Regions from separate parts of the Homo sapiens genome. Here region 1 is linked to region 2. The links are chromatin loops, found by intact Hi-C in ENCODE. Cell type or tissue: A673. All regions are shown on one strand. Links, peaks and the distances in the headings refer to the core of each region. The heading gives the core; the rest is flanking DNA. Region 1 overlaps SEC22A (SEC22 homolog A, vesicle trafficking protein). Region 2 overlaps FAM162A (family with sequence similarity 162 member A).

Region 1 (10,991 bases), core at 1,949-9,948, 870 kb after region 2:
GGCTCAACCTTGAAACAATTACATTAATTAGGCTAATACCAACCTGGAAGTAATTTGCATATGGCACATTAGAAAAAAAATGGAATCTTTTGATATCTCAGTAGAAATGCTGACCTGGAAGTTAAGATACCTGGGTCCCATCTGCCAGTAACTTTGTGACCCTGCATGGGTTATTTTACCTTCTTGTATCTCATCTTGCAATTCTGCAAGATGAAGATTTTAGACTACATAAGCCCAGGGGCCATTTCTTAGGTCTTAGGACAGACAATCTAAGATTTCTCGGATTCTAAAATTGTTTGTAAAAGCTTCTACAAAGCAGAAGTCATCAACTTGCTTTTATTTCTTATCTTCTTTCCCATAGACTTGTTGATGCCTTTTAAAGAAATTATGTCCCTGCTGGCCAGGCACGGTGGCTCACGCTTGTAATCCCAGCACTTTGGGAGGCCAAGGCAGGTGGATCACGAGGTCAGGAGTTCAAGACCAGCCTGGCCAATGTGGTGAAACCCCATCTCTACTAAAAATACAAAAATTAACTGAGCGCGGTGGCAGGTGCCTATAATCCCAGTTACTCCGCAGGCTGAGGCAGGAGAATTGCTTGAACCTGGGAGGCGGAGGTTGTAGTGAGCCGAAGATTGTGCCATTGCACTCTAGCCTGGGCGACAGAGCAAGACTCCATCTCAAAAAAAAAAAAAAAAAGAAAGAAAGAAATTATGTCCCTGCTAATACTTAACAGAACTTTTTCATTTATTTAGTGACATATCTATGCTAAGGTGTGGTGCTTACTTTCTTTCAAAAGAAATAAAAGCATTTTTTCTGATTATATGCTAATTCATTGTTAAAGAATTAGGAGATCCTACAAGACAGTGCCATAAAATAGAAGATAATAAAGATTAAATAACATTAAAAAGTGGAGAAAGAAAATAAAAAAGTTATAAATAAATAAAATAAAAATAACAAAAAAGAGTTGGGGGAAATGTATAAAGAATAAAATAAAAATTATCACCAAATTTTCATACATGTACATGTATCCATTATGTCCTTTTTTCACTTAATATTAAAAAGTAAATATTCCCTAATTATTATAAACATTTTAATAGTATCCTCCTAATACATTGTGTGGCTATTATATGAGGCTTTTGTTTACCTTCATCCTCATCTTTTTTTTTCTTAAAGAGACAGGGTCTCGCTGTGTTGGCCAGGTTGGTCTTAAACTCCTGGCCTCAAGTAATTCTCCCACCTTGGCCTCCCAAAGTGCTAAGATCATAGCATGAGCCACTGCCCCTGACCCATCCTCATCTTTAAAAGAAAATGTCCTTTATTTGTTTTCAGAGCAATACATTGGTACTCTAGTATCCCCTAAAGGTGAATAGTGACATTCATAAAAATGTGTATTGGAACTCCTTACCTCTGCCCTCTTCTTCCTCTCCTCTGCCTTCCTTCCTGTCTCTGTTTCCCCACCTCTGTCCACTCCCACTTTTGTCCTTGTTCCTAACCTCTGCCCACCTTCCAACCTCTGGCTATTCCTTCACCTACATTTCATCTGCTGGTTCCCTACTGGCTCGTTTCCCTCAGCCCTGCTGTTCTTTAAAAAACAAACAATAACAAAACCAAAAAAGCCTCTTTACGTATGCTCTCTTCTAATTTTTTGAGAGAGTAGACTACATTTGTTGTCTTGCTCCTTTACCCTCTATTTCTTTTCTTTTCTTTTTTTTTATTATACTTCAAGTTCTAGGGTACATGTGCACAACGTGCAGGTTTGTTACATATGTATACATGTGCCATGTTGGTGTGCTGCACCCATTAACTCGTCATTTACATTAGGTATATCTCCTAATGCTATCCCTCCCCCCTCACCCCACCCCACAACAGACCCCAGTGTATGATATTCCCCTTCCTGTGTCCAAGTGTTCTCATTGTTCAGTTCCCACCTATGAGTCTTAGTCTACTATGATCTCTTTTCTGCTCCTGTAATTCTCTCAGATATCCACCATTAAGCTCACCAGTATCCTTTCAATTGCCAAATACAGCAGAAACTCTTTAGAGTCTTATCTTATGTACCCTCTCTGCCTCATCTGTCATTATGTTCTTCCTTTTAAACATTTCCTTGTTTAATTTCAAAAAATGAATTTTATTTCAGGAAACATAGACACAAGTCACTGTTAATAGTTTAATGTATTTACATTTTTCTTCATGACAAATCTCTCATCCGTTCATTTTTATGAAACTGTTTTCTCCCGTTTTGTTTTGTTTTGTTTTGTTTCTCTCTTTCTCTTCCTATTCCTCAGTTTATTTGATACACTTTCTTCCTCCACCTGTCCTTTACATAGTGGCATTCTCCAGTATTCTGTCCTTGGCTTTATATTCTTCCAACTCCATGCCCTCTTCTTGGTTACTTTCATAATGGCCTTTTTGAAAAAATACACATACATTTATACATACACACACACATACACACACACACAGTAAAATATGCACATAAAAATTTCAAAGCCTATAAGAGTTGATATTTTCACAGAAAAGTAATTGCCTCCCAACTTTCTTCCTCAGAGTCATCCTTCTAGGGAGATTATGTGCCTATGCTAGTATATAGGTATTTATATATTTACTTATGCAATTATTCTTTTAAAATTTTTATGAAAATGATAGCATACTCAATACTAATTTGCATCTTTTTAAGTCTAAAAATATGTAGGAGTTTATTTCACATCAGTACACGGAGATCTATTCTTTTTAGTGGCCGCATGACTTTTTATTAAATATTTGCGTTTTCCTTTTGCTGCACCACATAACATCTTATTTTGAAAGAATTCAAACTTATAGAAAAGTTTAAAGAACAGCAGAATTAACATCCACCCCATATACCTACCTACCATTTTACTTTCTTCTTTCTTTTTTTTTTTTTACTGAGTCATTTCAAAGTTAATACTGTAGGTATCATCTCAGTTTATTCCAAAATTGAATTCAATATGTATGTCTTAAGAGCTAAGATATTCTTTTACGTAATCATAATACCTTAATCACACCAAAGAATTTAACATTAGTATAGTATTACCTAATAGAAAATCTGTATTCAAATTTCCATAGTTGCCCCCAGAATGTTCTATATAGTGTTTTGTTCCTCTCTCTAATCTAGGAGCTAATCAAGAATTGAGATTTTTACTTGGTTGTCATAGGCCTTTCATTTAACTACTATTAAAATAGAAGACTGCCAAGTTAGATCTCTGGATCAAACTCTTTCCTGAAGCAGACTGAAATATCTGCTAAGTATAATTATTTGGATGTCCCACTAGCAGCTCTAGAATAGCATGTCCCACAGTGAGCTCAGTATTTTCTGCTCTTGAATTACTTTTCTTCCATATGCCCAACTTAGTGCATGGTGTCATTCAAACGTTGCCTAAACAAGAAGCCTCTGAGTCAATCTTAATCTCCTCCCTCTTTGACACTGTACGCACTACTTCCTTTGCCTTTGATTCTCTTCCTACCTTGCCTACCTGGTTCAGCCTTTAAGACCCAGTTTAAGCTTTACTCCATCTAGGAAGTCTTCCCTGGCCTTTCTTTTTTCTCTATGCAGAATTAGATGTGTCTCCATTGGGCTCCCTTAGTATCCTCTACACACACCTGTGCCATCAGTTATCACTTTGGGTGGTAATTATTGACTTACGTATCTGCCTTAATTAGAGTGACCTCCTTAAGTTGGTGTGGACTTAACTCTTCTTTTTCTTTCCTTTTTTTTTTTTTTTTTTTGAGGTGGATTCTCGCTCTGTCACCCAGGCTGGAGTGCAGTGGCGCAGTCTCGGCTCACTGCAAGCTCCACCTCCCAGGTTCACACCATTCTCCTGCCTCAGCCTCCCGAGTATCTGGGACTACAGGTGCCCGCCACCACGCCCGGCTAATTTTTTGTATTTTTAGTAGAGACATGGTTTCACTGTGTTAGCCAGGATGGTCTCGATATCCTGACCTCGTGATCTGCCCACCTCGGCCTCCCAAAGTGCTGGGATTACAGGCATGAGCCACCGCCCTGGCTGGACTTAACTCTTTTCTGTACTAGGGATAGTAACAAAGTACCTGGTTTGTAAATGCTTGATAAATATTTATTAAATGGAATAATATGCTAGTAGACAGTCTTCTCTGTATCAATTAAAGATTTTTTAAGTGACACAGACAGTAACCCCAGGGAGACAGGAGTTAGTGAATGTTTCTGAGTACTTACTATGTACCAGTTACTTTTCTTTGTATTTGCAAATGTTATTTCACTTAATCTCTACAACTTTTATTTTTCAAAAGAGGAAATTAAATAAGTGTCCCAGATTATAAGTAAATATTTGAACCCAAGTCTGACTGACTCTAGAAATATGCTCCTAAGTGTTTTAAAGGCATTTAAGGCCAGGCACGGTGGCTCACGCCTGTAATCCCAGCACTTTCGGAGGCTGAGGCAGGCAGATCACTTGAAGTCAGGAGTTCAAAATCAGCCTGGCCAACCTGGTGAAACTCCACTCTCTACTAAAAAGTACAAAAATTGGCCAGGCATGGTGATGGGTGCCTGTAATCCCAGCTACTTGGGAGGCTGAGGCAGGAGAATCGCTTGAACCTGGGAAGCAGAGGTTGCAGTGAGCCGAGATCGCGCCACTGCATTCCAGGCTGGGTGATAGAACGAGACTCAATCTCGAAAGAAAGAGGCCGGGTGCAGTGGCTCACGCCTGTAATCCCAGCACTTTGGGAGGCCGAGGCGGGCAGATCACAAGGTCAGGAGATCGAGACCATCCTGGCTAACGCAGTGAAACCCCATCTCTACTAAAAATACAGAAAAAAGTAGCCAGGCATGGTGGCACGCACCTGTAGTCCCAACTATTCTGAAGGCTGAGGCAGGAGAATCGCTTGAACCTGGGAGGTGGAGGTTGCAGTGAGCCAAGATTGTGCCACTGCACTCCAGCCTGGGTGACAGAGCAAGACTCCATCTCATTGAAAAAAAAAAAAAGGAAGGAAGGAAAAGAGAGAAAAGAAGGAGTGATTAAGAGAGTTAGTCTAAATTTAGAGAAAACTATAGTATCCAATTGTAGGACAATAAATTATGGTATATCCCCACAATTAAAGGTTATATAATCATTACAAATCGTGTGGTTGAGGAATATTTACTGTCTTGGGAAAGTGTTTGTGTAGTACTGTGAAGTACTAAAAAGTAGTATATAAAAGTATCAATCTATTTTTTAAAATGTGTCTACATATACAGAAAAGACTGGAAGGAAATACATGAAAGGGTTGGCAGTAATTTTCCCAGAGTTGTGGCATTTATAGGTTATATTAATTTCTTCTTTGTATAATCTGTATTTTCCAGATTCTCTACAATGAACATGAACTTTTATAATCAGAAAAAAAAAGGTCATTTAAAAAGTAAAGGACTAAAGAAAAAATAATCAAGCAGAACTTATTTAAGGTTTTAGAATTATTAAACTGGAAAGGTTTGGTGTTGGCCTTCCTTGCCTCTGGGGTGCAACTGGCCTGAGCATCCCAGGCAGATGAGTGGTTCCTATTTTAAGATCTTCTCACTAGGATAAGCCAGCTTTCCTCTGCCTTACAATCAGTTGCCCAATAACCAGTGCAAAAGGAATTTTTCCTTTATACTATTTTATGAAGAAATGATAATGAGATACTCTTCTGTGTCTTGTGGAAATTATCATTGTATAAAGAGGTTTTTTTTTTCTCTCTAATATAAGAAAAGGGCCAAATTAATGTTCCTGCCTGGAAGAAAAAAAAATGTAATGCTCCTGCCCGAACTTTATCTTTTACTGTATAAAAACATTGAAAGAAGTCGATAATGTAGATATTTAAGAAGAACCAAAAAGGCATAGGAAAGCATGGGTTGTTACATGTCTCCATTAGTTTTCTTTTCAGAGACATTCTATGCATGAGGTATCTCTGTTTTTCCTCTGGGTGGCTGTTTTTCTAGCATAGCATGCAAGACTGATTAGTCTTAATTTTTCACGTTGGGATTTAGCACACTCTAGTGGACAGTAGCTTTTCAGTTTTCACAGTTTTTAAAAAAATCATATCAAATTACTTTATTGGACAATTCAGTGATATACTTACTAGCAGTAAAGTTTGTCAGTATTTGAATCAAGTAATGACCCTAGTGAGCTGGAGTAACTTTGTCAGCCACTGGGGTGTTGTACATTTTTACATGATTTTTTTAGCAGTAGGAGGAGAGGCTTTTATCGTTATGTCAGAACTTTTCCCCAGTGGTTTTCCTCTTTTGAGTGGAATGAAATTGATGGGGGTGGCCAAAATGAAGAGGAACACTTGTACCTCTACCTCACACTCTTTAGGTCTTAGAATGTGCTTTATGTTTTCATTTTAGGACTCTTGAGAATTTCTATATACCAGTGTGTGACAATTTTGACTGTTTGTAAATATTGTTACATCCTATCTTGATGGATTGTTTCTGGAAATGGGCTCCCACCGGAAACAAAAATAATCTTTTATTTTGCTTTTGCAGAGTGATGGTGATGATTTTAATTACATCATTGCATTTTTCCTTGGAACAGCAGCCTGCCTTTACCAGGTAGGTTTTCTTCCATTTTAAAGAAACACTTACCATTATTGTTTACTTCGGGTATCAGTTCTAACAATTGTGCATTTTAAATAAATTATTAAAACTCTGAGTTCTTTGCTTCTCTTTTAATTTGAGCCTCTTTTAACTTTGTGACCTATGTCTCCATTTTGAGTAGACATACATCCCAGTGAACCTGATGTTAACCTTCTTCCTGTGCTGAGGCTTCAGTGGTGGTATGTCATCTGCCTATGGTAGTAAAGACTACTTCTAGGCTGGGTGTGGTGGCTCATGCCTGTAATCCCAGCACTTTAGGAGGCCGAGGTGGGCAGATCACTTGAGGTCAGGAGTTCAAGGCCAGCTGGCCAACACGGTGAAACCTTGTCTGTACTAAAAATACAAAAATTAGCCGGGCATGGTGATGTGTGCCTGTAGTCCCAGCTACTTGGGAGGCTGAGACAGGAGAATTGCTTGAACCCAGGAGGCAGAGGTTGCAGTGAGCCAAGATCGCGCCACTGCACTCCGGCCTGGGCAACAGAGCGAGACTACATCTCAAAAAAAAAAAAAAAAAAAAAAAAAAAAAAAAAAAAAACTACTAGATTTTCTGGTGGTTGATTATTCAGCTTCCAGGTTCTACTTATACTCTAGGCTGAGGATTTTGTATTGGAGGGAAGTTTTTGAATAGAGAACAGCACAGTAAAAACAGGATTTTAGGATTCAATTTAGCAGTAATGAATAGAATGGACTGTAAGAGCAGAGAGACTGGAAGCAAGGAAATTGGTTTGGAATTATTACTACAGGTAGAAGGTAATGAAAGCCAACATATGGTAATGGCAGTGAGGATAGAAAAAAATAGACATTGAGAAGGAAGACTCACTGGGACTTGAAGACTGTGAAACTTAAGGAGGGAAGAGATTTTGCACCTTGGTGACATGGAGACTGATAGTCACATTTCCAAGGCCAGAGGAGGCACACATTTGTAGGAAAGGAAGTTACCAGTTACCCAAATGCAAGAATGTCTTTGTTAAAACGTGTTACAGCAAGCAAGGCTTTTTGACCTAACTTTTTTGTAAGTGACACATTTTTCTAGCTTGAATTAGAAAAAATGTTAAGAGTCAGAACTGCAAATATAAGACTACCTAAAGTTCAGTGGACGTCTTTAGGGACGTATTTTGAATATATGTATTTGACTTTTATGTAAAGACATTAGACATTTTAGTTCCAGTGGCCTCATTTTTTAAAATCACTTGATTTTCTTTTTCTTTTTTTTTTTTTTTTGACGGAGTCTCGCTCTGTCGCCCAGGCTGGAGTGCAGTTGTGCGATCTCGGCTCACTGCAAGCTCCGCCTCCCAGGTTCACGGCATTCTCCTGCCTCAGCCTCCCGAGTAGCTGGGAATACAGGCTCCTGCCACCATGCCTAGCTAATTTTTTGTATTTTTAGTAGAGATGACGTTTCACCATGTTAGCCAGGATGGTCTTGATCTCCTGACCTTGTGATCCGCCCACCTCGGCCTCCCAAAGTGCTGGGATTACAGGCGTGAGCCACCGCGCCTGACCAAAAAAATTGCTTGATTTTCTTAACCATTTATATTATCTTCAGAAATTTTCTGTCAAATCTGACAGATTTAATGGTGATGAGTGACACTTCATGCAGGAAATGTGAAAACATATTTGTTAATGTCACATAGTGCTTTAATTTTATGAAATATTCTTGTATATATTTTCTATTTTAATTTCTATCCTGTCACAAAAGGGATAATATCTCATTTTTTAAAGTGAGAAAACGGAGACAGTTTCAGTACTGTCCTGAGATCACATAATCAGAAAGTGGTAGAGTCAGTACTTAACTCTGGGTGTCTGATTTTCAGTATTGTGTTCTGTCTACTATATCATGCTGTCTGTAGGCAAAATTCCTAATTTGTGTAATTTTTATAATGTAATAAAGTTATAATTTTATAACTATACACATGATCTCATTTGATTTTTATCTAAAACTGTGAGGTATTTAATATAATTTTATGAATAATCATTCTTATAAAATACAAGTTTTGGTTGCTTTGTCTTAAGTAATTGTAAATGCTTAGTAATAATGGCAGAATGTATTGAGCTCTTATTTTGTGTTAAGCCTTTTATAGTCATTGTACCATTAAATCCTCACAAAAAGGAGGATATACCATTATATCGTCCTCACTGAGGTATAGACAGTTCTTATAGCTTGTTAGTGACTTAAACCCAGATCTTTGTGACTTCAGAGCAGGTGACTACCAGGCTATAGATAGGCATACCTCTGTTACACTTCCCAGAACAGCCTCGAGTAGTTCTGAGAGTTGCTTCGTGGTAGAGTGGTGTCACTCAGGTGTTCTTTTACTTGAGAGAAGTAAACAAATTCATGCTTTAAAAAAGAAAAGCAGAAAACTAATTTCCTTCATATTGAAAGGCATGAAACTGCCTGCTTTCTAAATATGATGAGCAGGGTGATAATAATGCTGTTTTTTTCCCCCACAGTAAAACTTAAGTAATTATGTTTTACCATATAACATGCTCTGTCTCCAGTTGTCAGGATATTTTTAAATCCTCTTTAGATCAGATCTGAAAAGCCATTACCACATGGTTTGTCATCTTTTTCTTCAGGATGCAGGTGCTTATGGAAGCCCAGAGCTCAGCCTGATAGGATTAATCTTGATATGGAACATTTCAAATAGGAAAGCAAAGGATCAGTGAAGAAACTAGAGACTTCCTGTTCCCTCAATGTTTTACTTTGAAAACTTGAAACTTACAGAAAAGTTGAAAAACCAGTATACTTAGAGTCATCAATTGTTAACATCTTGCAACACCTTCTTTATCTCACTCTCTATGTATGTGCATATAGCGTGTATAAACACACCATCCCCGACTTGGAACTTTTTTTACTTTCTAATGATGCAAAAGTGATATGCACTCAGTAGAAACTATGTTTCAGGTACTCACATGACCATTCTGGTTTTCAGCACACTATTCAATAAATTACATGAGATAATGAATATATTTGAATAAAATAGGCTTTGTATTAGATGATTTTGCCCAGCTGTAGGCCAAAGTTCTGAGCATGTTTAAGGTAGGCTAGGCTAAGCTATGATGTTTGGTAAGTTAATTGTATTAAATACATTTTTAACTTAGGATATTTTCAACTTATAATGAGTATATCAGGATGTGACCCTATCGTAAGCCAAGGAGCTTCTGTAGTTGTTTTTAAAGTAAGTTTTAGACATATGTGTATGGGTAAAGTTTTTCTAATTAAACTTTTTATTTTGGGATAATTGTAGATTTACGTGGAGTTGCAAGAGAGATCTTACGTACCCTTTACTGGTTTCCCCCAATGTTACCATCTTGCAAAACTATATAAAACGGTATCACAACCAGAGTATTGATACTGATACAGTCAAGATACAGAACATTCCTGTCACCACAGGGATCCCTCATGTTGCCTTTTTATAGCCATATCCACTTCCTTAATCTAACCGCTCCTTAATCTCTGGCAATTACTAACGCATTCTCCATTTCTATAATTTTCTCATTTTAAGGACATTATGTAAATGGAATTATATAGTATATAACTGGCATAGTTCAGAATGCTATAAGAAAATACCATAGATTGGGTGGCTTAAACAACAGACATTTCTTTCTCACAGTTCTGGAATCTGGAAGTCCAGATGCTGGCACATCATGTTCTTGCTGAGGGCCCTTTTCCTGGCTTGCAGAAGGCTGCCTTCTCAGTATATCCTCACACAGAGAAAGTGCTGAGATCTCTTCCTCCTCCTACATAGTCATTGATTCCATTATGGGGGCTCCGCCCTCATGACTTTATCTAAACCTAATTACCTCCCAAAGGCCCCAGCTCCTAATACCATCACATTAGGGATTAAGGGCTTCAACATTTGAAGTAATCTTTTGTGATAGGCATTTTTTTGTTGTTTTTTTGGGACGGAGTCTTGCTCTGTCACCCAGGCTGGAGTGCAGTGGCGCGATCTTGGCTCACTGCAATCTCCACTTCCCAGTTCAAGCAATTCTCCTGCCTCAGCCTCCTGAGTAGCTGGGATTACAGGTGCGCCACCATGCCTGGCTAATTTTTGTATTTTTAGTAGAGATGGGGTTTCACCATGTTGGTCAGGCAACTTCTGACCTCGTGATCCGCCCACCTCAGCCTCCCAAAGTGCTGGGATTACAGGCATAAGCCAGATAGGCATTTTTTTAGTCAGCATAATTCTCTGGAGATTCAGCCAAGTTGTTGCATAATCAATTATTTGTTGCTTTTTATTGCTGAGTAGTATTCTATGATATGTATTCAATGTACTATTAAATGATTTGTTCCTTTTTTTTTTTTAAAGACAAGGTATTGCTCTGTCACCCAGGCTGGAGTGCAGTGATGCCATCACAGCCTCACCGCAGCTTTGAACTGGGCTCAAACCTC
Region 2 (10,991 bases), core at 1,637-9,636:
AGAGAGGGTCCATATTTTATATCTGCTACTCAGAGCAGTTCATGCTCTTTAAGTTAAAAAGCACTGATACAGATGATTAGGAACTAAATGGCCATTTACCCACACTACGCTGGGTTTCATAAGGGTAAACACTGGCTCTGTTTTGTTTTTACTCAGTCCTTACCACTTATTGGTGTTCAGTTCATAGTAGACAGGCAATACATATTTTTTGGATGAAGGATGCTAGGAAATATCTTGGAACATGCTGCAAATGTAAGGTGAGTTTTCACACCTGTTTTCTCCTGAAAGAATAAAATAGATATAACTTTTAGGATATTGTATCTTTCCACAGAATGATTATTAGTTCAAAGGAATGGAATGACCTTACAAGAATGTTTCTTATTGAAAGAAAGTTTTGCTCCCCTAAACTCTGTTGACTGGTCAGATTTGAAAATGAATTTGTTACCGTCATTGTTACCAATGTAATGGACTATGGGCTGCCTTCCTTTTAGTTTAACCCACATCTCAGAGCATTAGAGTAGAGAGGTATCTTAGAAGTCAGGTAATTTAGTCCTCTAATTTTTACAGATGAGGAAACTTAAGGGCCAAGAAGGGAATCAGCTTGCCAAGGACCACACAGGTACAGACCTGGGACATAGCCAGTATCCCCTGGCTCCCATTCTGATTTTATTTCTACCACATTCTGCTACCTTATTCTTTTTGTTTGTTCTTGCTAACCAAACCTAAATGAGAACGTACGCATTTTAACTACCCCCACATTTGGCTTTACTTATTGCTCCTTTCCAGGTCTTGCCAAGTATTTATTGAGTACACAATGGATGCCCTGTGTGTATACTGTGAAGGCTCTAAAATGAATGGACTGCCCCACTCCTAGGGCTGATTTATTGCAATGAACAAACAAACATATATAATATACCATTGGCTTCAAGAATTCTGAGATTCTTGAAGGCTCCATTGAAATGAAGGGGTGTGAGAGTGATGTGAGCACATGTAGGGGCGGTAATGAGTTGTGAGCACATGTAGGGGCGGTAATGAGTCTGAAAAAGGATATGAGAGAGGAAAGATTACCTTAGGGATTTTGATCAGGAGGCAATAGGAGGTAAAGTGTAGTGTTTGGAGACGTTTGAACCAAATGAATTTGGACCAAAAAAACCTTTTAGCAGGAGAAGTAACACAAGAAACATTTCTGGAAAATTAACTCAGCAACTACATACCAGTTGAATTGCTGCTACCTATGAAGATATTACAGTAACTGATGTGTGAGGTGATGATGGAAATAACGAATATATTTAGGAAGTGTCTTGAAGAAAGGATGAGTTTGGAGATACTGAGTAAGGAAGGACTTAAAGACAAGTTTTTTAATGTTGAGGACTACAGAAGTATTGCCTCATTGTCAGAAATAAGAAAGTTGGAAAAATAATCAGAAACGCCATCAAAGATTTGTGTTAGTTTGGCAGAGAAGATGGTGCATTATTGAGTAGGTTTAGGTGGCACTGAGTTATAGGTTGTGAGAGGTTGAAGACCTGAGGGCAAAGGAAGAGTAAAGTTATGGAGATAAAGATATGGGAGCAATTAGTCTGGAGTTGATTTTTAAAACAGAATGGAGGAGTCCTTCCAGAGAGTAGCACAGAATAGAAGCAAGGACTAAGCCTTGGAGGTGTGACATGGTGTAAATAATAGGAACTGGGAAAGAAGACATTAAAGAAGATTGGTCATAGAGGTTGGAGATGAAGTGAGAGAATTTGGTGGTACAATGTAAGGAGGCATTGAATCCTTGTAGAAAGATGAGATCAGTCGAATCAAATGGCCACAAAAATGGGAAGAGTAGAGTCAGAAGGGCTAATGATGAGAATCTAAAAAAATGTATTCATGACCGGGCACGGTGGCTCAAGCTTGTAATCCCAGCATTTTGGGAGGCCGAGGTGGGCGGATCACGAGGTCAGGAGATCGAGACCATCCTTGCTAACACGGTGAAACCCTGTCTCTACTAAAAACACAAAAAATTAGCCGGGCGTGGTGGTGGGCGCCTGTAGTCCCAGCTACTCAGGAGGCTGAGGCAGGAGAATGGCGTGAAGCCGGGAGGCAGAGCTTGCAGTGAGCTGAGATCACAGCACTGCACTCCAGCCTGGGCAACAGAGCAAGACTCCGTCTCAAAAAAAAAAAAAATGTATTCATATGACTAGAAAGAGGTCACTAATGTTGGTAGAGTAATTTTAGTAAAATGATTGGAGAAGGAAACATTGTAGCAAAATAAAGTGTGGGTGGTGAAGTGAAGTAGTAGATACATGCCATTTATTCAATCATTTGAGCTATGAAAAAGAGGAAATAAGAATTTTATTAATAGTACCTGTTGAGAACAAGTGAATGCTTTGTCCAACATAGTGGACCTTCAGTGTTATTGTAGAGTAATAAGACAGAATTCTCAGTAACTACTAGTAGAAGTTACTGGAGAAGTAGTCAGCCTTTCTGGAAAGTAGTATAGATGGATAGATAGATAGATAGATAGATAGATAGATAGATAGATAGATAGATAGATAGATGAGATAGATAGATGGAAACTTAAAGGGGTTCATACCCTTTTACCCTTCACTTCCAGGATTTTATTCTAAGGAAATAATCAGAAATACCATCAAAGATGTATGTAGAGAACTGTTCATTGAAACATTACTTATAACACTGAAAAATTGGAAAGAAATCAAGTTGTAGGGAATTACTACATTCAGATTATAGCTGTGTGTCGGGTTTTATACAGCTATTAAAAGTATTAATATCTTGGAAAGTATTTGTGACATAGCAAGATACAGTATTATCTGATTATGAAAAATGTATATGTTTTATGTAAGTATAGGAAAGGTCTGAAAAGAAATATTAATGCACCAAGTTGTTATCCCTAAGTGCTATGATTATGAGTGCTTTTATTTTTCTTCACATCTTTTTTTAACTTCCAAATTTTCTGTAATGAGCAAGTGTTACTTTTATCATTTAAAGTTTGTTTTACTAAAAGCTTTTTACATAACATGGTGTGTAACAACTTGGTGGTACAAAGGTTTTTACATAGTGAGACCCGATCTCTACAAAACAAATTTTTTTAATTAGCTAGACATGGTGGCATCTGCCTGTGGTCCCAACTACTCCAGAAGATGATACAGGAGGATCGCTTGAGCCCGGTTCAAAGTTACAGTGAGCTATGATCTCTCCACTGCCCTTTACCCTAGGTGACAAAGTGAGACCTTGTCTCTAAAAAAAAAAATAAGTTTTTTAGTTTTGATTTTAAAGATGGGGGAGATAACATTTGGCAGGAAAAAGGCAGTGGAAAATAAGGATAAGTTTGGTACGACATCCCTCAGCAGAGGGATTACTACTTAAGAATAAAGGAAGACTGGTATTTCTTCAAGCCTGCAGGGAAGGATGAGAAAACGGATATAGGGAGTCTGTTTCTGTCACAAAGCCCAGGTCAACAGCTAAGGCCTAGAGAGTTTCAGATAGACACTCTGGGGAGTGGGTTGTAATATTGATTCTCTGATTCCCAGAGAGTTGTCATATCTCCAGTCACATCACCTATGGTTTTCTCCAAGAGGACCTTGAAAGATTCTGAGAAAGAAAAAGCATCCCTACCTTTCCTCACTGTCTATCATGGGGTTGGAAAGGATATTTATGGAAAGGAGGGGACTACCAGGAGAGAAGCTGGTACTTCAACCAGCCTCACCCTGGCTGACCACTATAGCCTCCAGCTAGCAATGATATTTCTAAGGCACTGGTTTTCAGATTATGGGTCCCCCATAGCAGAAGTTTCACCATTACCTGGGCAATTGTTAGAAGTGCACATTCTCAGGTTCTGTCCATACTGACTGTATCAGTTGGGTCCAGTAATCTGTTTCACAGGGTCCCCCAGGTGATTTCGATAGATAAAAAAGTTAAGAACCTTTACTCTTAAGATTAGCCGTTTGCCACCCAGAGCCTTAGAGACAGCTGTGAGGCTTCATCTTAACTTCCTGCTAGGGCCCTGGAGACACAGAATTGGTCAGCCAGGGACAAGCTGTTAAGTCCAGCTAGAGGGTTAAAGGGCTGTTTTTCTTTTGGTTTGTATGTTTTTAATCGTGATCCACCAGAGGATGGAAAATTTCTGGCTTGGACGTCTGGTCAATATATTCTGTCTCTTTGAGAGAAAACGAAGGTCTTAGTAATGATATTAAAGTTTGTTTATGCTTTCATGTTGTTATAATTGCAAAATAAAAACCAAGACCACATCAAATACTTCAGACATTTTTTAGCGATAACTTTTTAAAATTTAAAATTTTATTTTATTTTATTTTTGAGAGAAGGTCTGGCATTATCGCCCAGGCTGAAGTGCAGTGGCATGATCTCAGCTCTCTGCAACCTCTGCCTCCAGGGCTCAAGCCACCCTTCTGCCTCAGCCTCCTGAGTAGCTGGGACCACAGGCACATGCCACTGCGCCCAGCTAGTTTTTGTATTTTTTGTAGAGGTGGGGTTTCACTATGTAGTGATAACATTTTTAAAAATATTTTTAAAGCAAGACCTCATCTTTAAAAAAATATATTTACATTAGTCTATTATTCTAATATCTATAATAAGATAATATGTGTGTATGTTTTAATCAGCATTTATACTGTAGGGAGGTAAAAGTTATTAGCATACAATATGAAGTTGTAGTAAGAAAAAGTTGGGAGATACAGTCTGATCTAGGTGAACCTCTCATGTCTCCAAGTCCTTACCCTCCATAACTACCTCAGTACCTCTCTCACATCAAATTCTACTTGTCTTCCCATTATTCATTCTGTTCTGGCCATACTGGCCTTCTCTTTATGGGCTCTAGAATCTTTTAGGGTCTTTGCATTTATAATTCTTTCTGTTTGGAATATTCTTCCACCAGATAGCTGCATAGCTAGCCCTTGCTTCCCTTCAAGAGTGACATTCTCACAGAGGACTTCCTAACTACTCTATGTAAAATTTCATACACAGCCCATTCCAAACACATACTTCATGTCCCCATTGTTTATTTTTTTCTCTCTGGCACTTAGTATCTAACATATGTATAACTTTCTCCCCAGTAGAATGCAAGTTCTATTGGCACAGATTTTTATCTTTTTTATATATTGCCTAAAACAATGCCTGGCACATAGGAAGTACTTTGTTGAATGAATTACTCCAACATACATCGATGTCACTGATAGTAGGTATACATGTTAGCATTTTTTGCTTTATTATTTCTCAAACTGAGCTAGCTGAGAGGCAGTTTGTCTTCTGTTCTCCTAAACTGCCTTTGTTCTATAATTAGGAGGAATGGGAAAGGACAGCTGTCTTAGGAAATAATTATTGATTCTTTTTCTGTTTAAAGAGCAGAGTCCTTCTAGCTTGCTGCCGGTTAACCTTGTTCCTTTTGTAAGTGCCTGCCAAAGGAGGAATGGGATAGCATTGTGTGAGATGGGGCCTTGTAGGTCACATTAAACCAGTGGTTCTCTGGGGAGATGAAAAAGTCCTGGAGATGGATAGTAGTAATAGTTGCACAGCAGTGTAAATGTACTTAATGCCACTGAATTGTACACTTAAAATAATTAAAATGGTAAATTTTATGTTATGTATATTTAACCACATCTTAGGGGAGAGAAAAGCCTAGGTTCTCAAAGTATAGTCCAGAACCAGCATAGCAGCATCACCTAGGAACTTGTTAGAAATGCGAATTCCCAGCCTCCATTCCAGAACTGTGGATGCAGAAACTGGAGGTAGACAGCCTCATGATTTGTGTTTTAACAAGGCATTCCTCTGATTCACACCAAACACTAAAACACTAAAATTTGAAGATCACAGGATTTAATAATTGTGTCTTAATCCTGAGTGCTATGAAAATCTATTGAAGAGTTTCATAGACTTTTCCCATGGCCTCATAACTGCATAATTAACTTTGTCAGAAATCCTGACCACATTAGGGGTAAAATTGAAAAGTGTTCTAGAAGTTTTATCAAAGTTAATGTTTTACATAATATTTCAAAAAAAAAATAAACTTAACAGTTAGAGAGCCTGCTGTGTTTCAAGCATCTTACCAGATGCTCCCATATTTGCTTTTCCATTTAACCCTCAAATCAACTTTGGTACAAGAAACACTGCATTATCCACATTTTAAATGAGGAAACAAGCTAAAAGCAGTTAATTTATCTCCTTTCCACTAGGTGGCACTGATGTTGTGTTTGCCAGATCCAGGCAAAGCTTTCTGGCATTTATAGCCCTAGAAAACAAAATAAATGAGGCCTTTTATGAAAAAGACTGTGTGCCAGGTAACCACAAATAGAGATTCCAACTTCTGGTGTGTCAAGAGTAAGGACCTCTGAAAATCCATTTTTACCCAAAAGCAATGATAACACTGCCAGAAGTTGGCAGAAGCAACTTTTCCAGAACTCTGGAAAATTACCAGGCATTTGTGACAATCTGAGGAGCATTTATCCAAAAAAAAAAGCCTGAAATCGTGGTAGGACAGCAAGTTTTGTGGAGTTTTAACTTGCTTTATTCCTGTCTTCTTTCAGCTTCACAATAGTCTTGAAAACCAACAGCCTCACAAATCACAGTTACTTTGAAAACCAGCAGCCTTGCAGGCACTGAAGAAGGCAGAATGGGTTTAAGAGTTTTCCAAAACTTCCAGCTGCAGAGAATTGTTACTATTTGACTTGTCTGACAGTTCGCTGGAAACCCCACTCACAGGGCTTATCTTTTTTCACCTGACTTGGAGTTTATTCACTGCAAACAGTGTTTTCCCTGGTGCATTTGTTGAAAATAATCAGCAGCACTTGTTTGACATAACATGGAGTGGGTAACAGCTGGGTCAAACAAGAAGCTGGGGAATGAGATGTCCATCCTGACATCTGGAAAGCTCTGACATATTTCTAGAATGTAATATGTGTAAGGTTGGACACATTTTCCAGGAAAAACCTGAGAGGTCTCTAAGCTCTCACCTCACATTTAGTCTCTGTCCGAGCACGAATGGAAGGTGTGTTAGGCCAGTCTCGCATTGCTAAAAAGAAATACCTACGACTAGGTAATTTATAAAGAAAAGCAGTTTAATTGGTTCATCGTTCTTCAGGCTGTACAGGAAACATGATACTGGCATTTGTCAAGTTTCTAGGGAGGCCTTAGGAAACTTACAATCATGGTGGAAGGCGAAGGGGGAGCTGGCATGTCACATGTCCAGAGCAAGAGCAAGAGAGATCAGGGAGGTGCCACACACTTTTAAACGACCAGATCTCATAAGAACTCACTATCACGAGGACAGCACCAAGAAGGATGGTGCTAAACTATTCATGAGAAATCCACCCCCATGATCCACTCACTTCCCACCAGGCCACACCTCCAACACTGGGGGTTACATTTCAACATGAGATTTGGGTGGGGGTACAGATCCAAACTATATCAGAAGGCTAAGGCAGTGTTGCAGACTGCCTGCCTGAGGGTAGAAGACATGCCCCAACATGCACACACAGCCCGTAGGCAAACACTTAATAAACTTAAAGGCATTTATTAGTCTCTCCAGTTACTAGCTGACCACTAAGATAACCAGACAGACCTCTGTGGCCAAACACACAAAGGATACAAGGAGAGACTATGAACAACTCTATGGCAAAAATTACATAAACCAGATGAAATGGACACACTTTTAGAAAAAGAAAAATTATCAAAACTAAGTCAAGAAAAAATAAAATATCTGAAAAGTCCTGTAACAGGAGATTGAACTAGTGATTTTAAAACTTCCTGCAAAGAAAAAGTCCAGGCCCAGATGGCTTCAATTGTGCATTCTACCAAACATTTAAAGAAAAAAATAGAATTAATCTTTCACAAATTCTTCCAAAATACAAAAGAGGAGGGATCACTTCCCAATACATTTGATGAGGCCACATTATCCTCATACCAAACCCCTCCCAAAAAAATCTCAAGAAAACTATAGACCCATATATATCCCTTAGGAATATTGATGCAGAAATCCTCAAGAACTGCTACAAAATGAATCCAGTGACATGAAAAATTATAGACTGATCAAGTGGGATGTATGCTAAAAATGTAAGGTTAGGACTCCTGACTCAACATCATTCACCATGTTAATAGAATAAAGGAAAAAAACACATAACCACATCAGTAAACACAGAAAAAGCATTTGACAAAATGCAACTCCTCTTCATTATAAAAACACTCAGAAACTATGAATAGAAAGGAACTTCCTCAACCTGATAAAGGGCATTAAATGAAAAACCCACAACTAACATCGGACTTAATGGTGAAAGGCTGAATGCGTTTCCCCCATGACATGACAAGGATGTCCATTTTCAACAGACATTTCTGTTCAACACTGTACTTACTGGAGGTTCTCGTTAGGGAATTTAGGCAGGAAAAACAATAAGTGGCAAAAGAAGTAAAACTATATTCCCAGATAACATGATCATGTATATAGAAAATCCTAAGGAATACACACACACATACCCTGTTAGACTAAATGTTGAACAGTTTTGCAGTATGCAAGATAAATGGGCAATAAATAATGCAAACATGAAGAAAATTCCATTTATAATAGCATCAAAAAGAATAACGAAGTTTAAAACGTACTCTGGAAATTGCAAAAACACTACTGAAAGAAATTAAAGAAGACCCAAATAAATGGAAAGACATCCCATGTTCATGGTTTGAGAGACTTAATATTTTTAAGATGGAAGAATTCCTCAAATTGATCTATGGATTCAACACAATCCCCAACAAAATCCCAGCTGGGGTCTTTGTAGAGATTGACAAGCTGATCCTCAAATTCATACAGAAATTTAGAAATTTAAGGGACCCTGAGTAGGCAAACTAATCTTTAAAAAGAAAAGCCAAGTTGGATGACTCATACTTCCTGATTAAAAACTTAACTACAAAGCTGTAATAATTAAGACAGTGTGGTGCTGGCATAAGGACAGACATTTAGATCGGTGGAATAGAATTGATAGTCCAGAAATATACTCTCATATTTACAGTCAATTGATTTTCTATATGGCGCTAAAACAACTCAGTGCGGAAAAGAACAGTCTTTTAAACAAGTGGTGCTGGGAGAACTGGATATTTACATGCCAAAGAATGAATTTGGATCCTTTTCACAGAAAGTATACTAGTATAACTCAAAATGGATCACAGACCTAAATGTTAGAGCTAAAACTATAAAATTCTTAGAATATAGGAGTAAATCTTTGTGATATCGTATATGGCACCAAAAGCTCAAGCAATAAAAGAAAAGATGGATAAACTGGACCTCACCCAAATTAAATTTTTTTGTACTTCAAAGGACATCATCAAGATAGTGAAAAGATACCCATGGAGTGGGAGACTATATTTGCAAAGTACATATCAGATAAGGAAAGAACTCTTACAACTCAAAAATGAAAAGACATAACCCTACTTAAAAAAAAATAGGCAGAGGACCTAAATAGATGTTTCTCCAGAGAAGATATGCAAATGGCCAATTAGTACATGAAAAGATCCTCATTATTACTCATTAGATAAATGTAACTTAAGACTACAATGAGATACCACTTCCTACCTACTGGGACAGTTATAATCAAAAAGAATAACAAATGTGGGTATGGATGTGAAGAAATTGGATCCCTCATATATGGAAATGTGAAATGTTACAGCCACTTGGAAAATGGTCTTGTAATTCCTTAAATGATTAAATGGAGAATTATATCACCCAGTTGTTTCACCCCTTAGTATATACCCCACAAATGAAAATACATGTTCCTCAAAAACTTGTACACAAATGTTTATAACAGTATTATTCATAATAGCCAAAAAGTGGAAACCACCCAAATGTCCATTAGTTGACTAATGTGTAAACAAACTCTGGTATAGTGGAATAAAATTTGTCAATAAAAAGGAATCAAGTGCTGACAAATGCTACAACATGGATGAACCTTGAAAATATAAGTAAAAGAAGACAGTCATAAAAGGCCACATGTTGTATGATTCCATTTATATAAAATGTCCAGAATATGTAAATCCATAGAGACTGTGACTTTTAGGGTTGGGGGAAGGAGGAAACAGGGAATGACTGCTAATGTATTCAGGATTTCTTTCTGGGGTGATGAATGTCTTCTGGAATTAGTGATCAATACACAACTTAGTGAATATATGAAAACCACCAAATTTCACACTTTAAAAGTGAGTTTTATGGTAGGGAATTATGTATCAATAAAAGTATTATTTTAAAAATCTTAACAACCATGAACATATTTTCATGAGAAATCCACAGTAGTGTCTTTTAAATTGTTATGTTCAAAAGATTTTTTTTTTTAACAGCAAGGGGGGAAAAGTAAGGAAATGATGCTTTTCACCATCATTGGGAAAACCGCCTCTGTAACCATATTTTACTCCTACTCCCTCTCTCACCTCCCCTTACTGCTCCAAACTCTGAGGCTGCAAGACACCCAAGTGGGAGTTTGGAACTTCCAAGGCACAGTCTTTTTATCTATTAGCAAATTCATTTTTAACCACAAAGGTCTGAGGGCACACTCTTACTGCATTCAATACAAGTCTTGGACATTCCATTTCTGTCATCTAGAGCATCATATAGTGGCAAAGCCCTAGTCAGATTTATCTCTGGTGCCTTTCCAGCTTTCATTTCTGTTCCACTGCTCCACATCCTAGGGACTCAGGGGCTCTTAGGTGTCTTCTGATTCTCAGGAGCCTGTACCAGACCTGGCCTCATCTGCACCACAATCCCAAGATCAGAATTACTCTCCTTTTCTCCCACCTGATCAAAACTATTTCTGGTTGTCTCTGCTTCTGATTTTAATTAATTAAAATTATTCATGCTAAAGCTGAAGGTAACAATTGCTAATCAAAACTAATGTCTTAAATGTATTTATTTTATGAAGGTATTTCCTAGCTTTGTTCACTGAAAAGGCAAAAACAGTGACAAACTGAAAAAAAATGAGCCCCCACTAAGGAGTCTCTAAAAACATTTC

Evidence for each region. Peaks named below come from ENCODE experiments on the same cell type or tissue, not always from the same donor. Only the 100,000 strongest peaks of a DNase experiment are listed, where the experiment ranks them.
Region 1: it touches region 2 in a loop (4-fold over the local background); 4 of 110 quality-filtered maps call a loop at or near these places.

What each region holds. Positions count from the first base shown.
Region 1 is chr3:123,253,034-123,264,024 of GRCh38, forward strand. It overlaps SEC22A (SEC22 homolog A, vesicle trafficking protein), which reads left to right. Exons shown (of 7, transcript NM_012430.5): 6 at 6,491-6,556. Among named protein-coding and RNA genes, the nearest start is that of SEC22A, 57 kb to the left of the region's middle. In A673, for the core only: a CTCF peak has its summit at 5,985; a DNase peak (open chromatin) is centred at 5,958.
Region 2 is chr3:122,386,897-122,397,887 of GRCh38, forward strand. The region is part of intron 1 of FAM162A (family with sequence similarity 162 member A); the gene reads left to right. Among named protein-coding and RNA genes, the nearest start is that of FAM162A, 8.2 kb to the left of the region's middle. In A673, for the core only: CTCF peaks have their summits at 6,177 (motif pointing right) and 6,382; DNase peaks (open chromatin) are centred at 6,205 and 8,885; H3K27ac peaks cover 1,290 bases.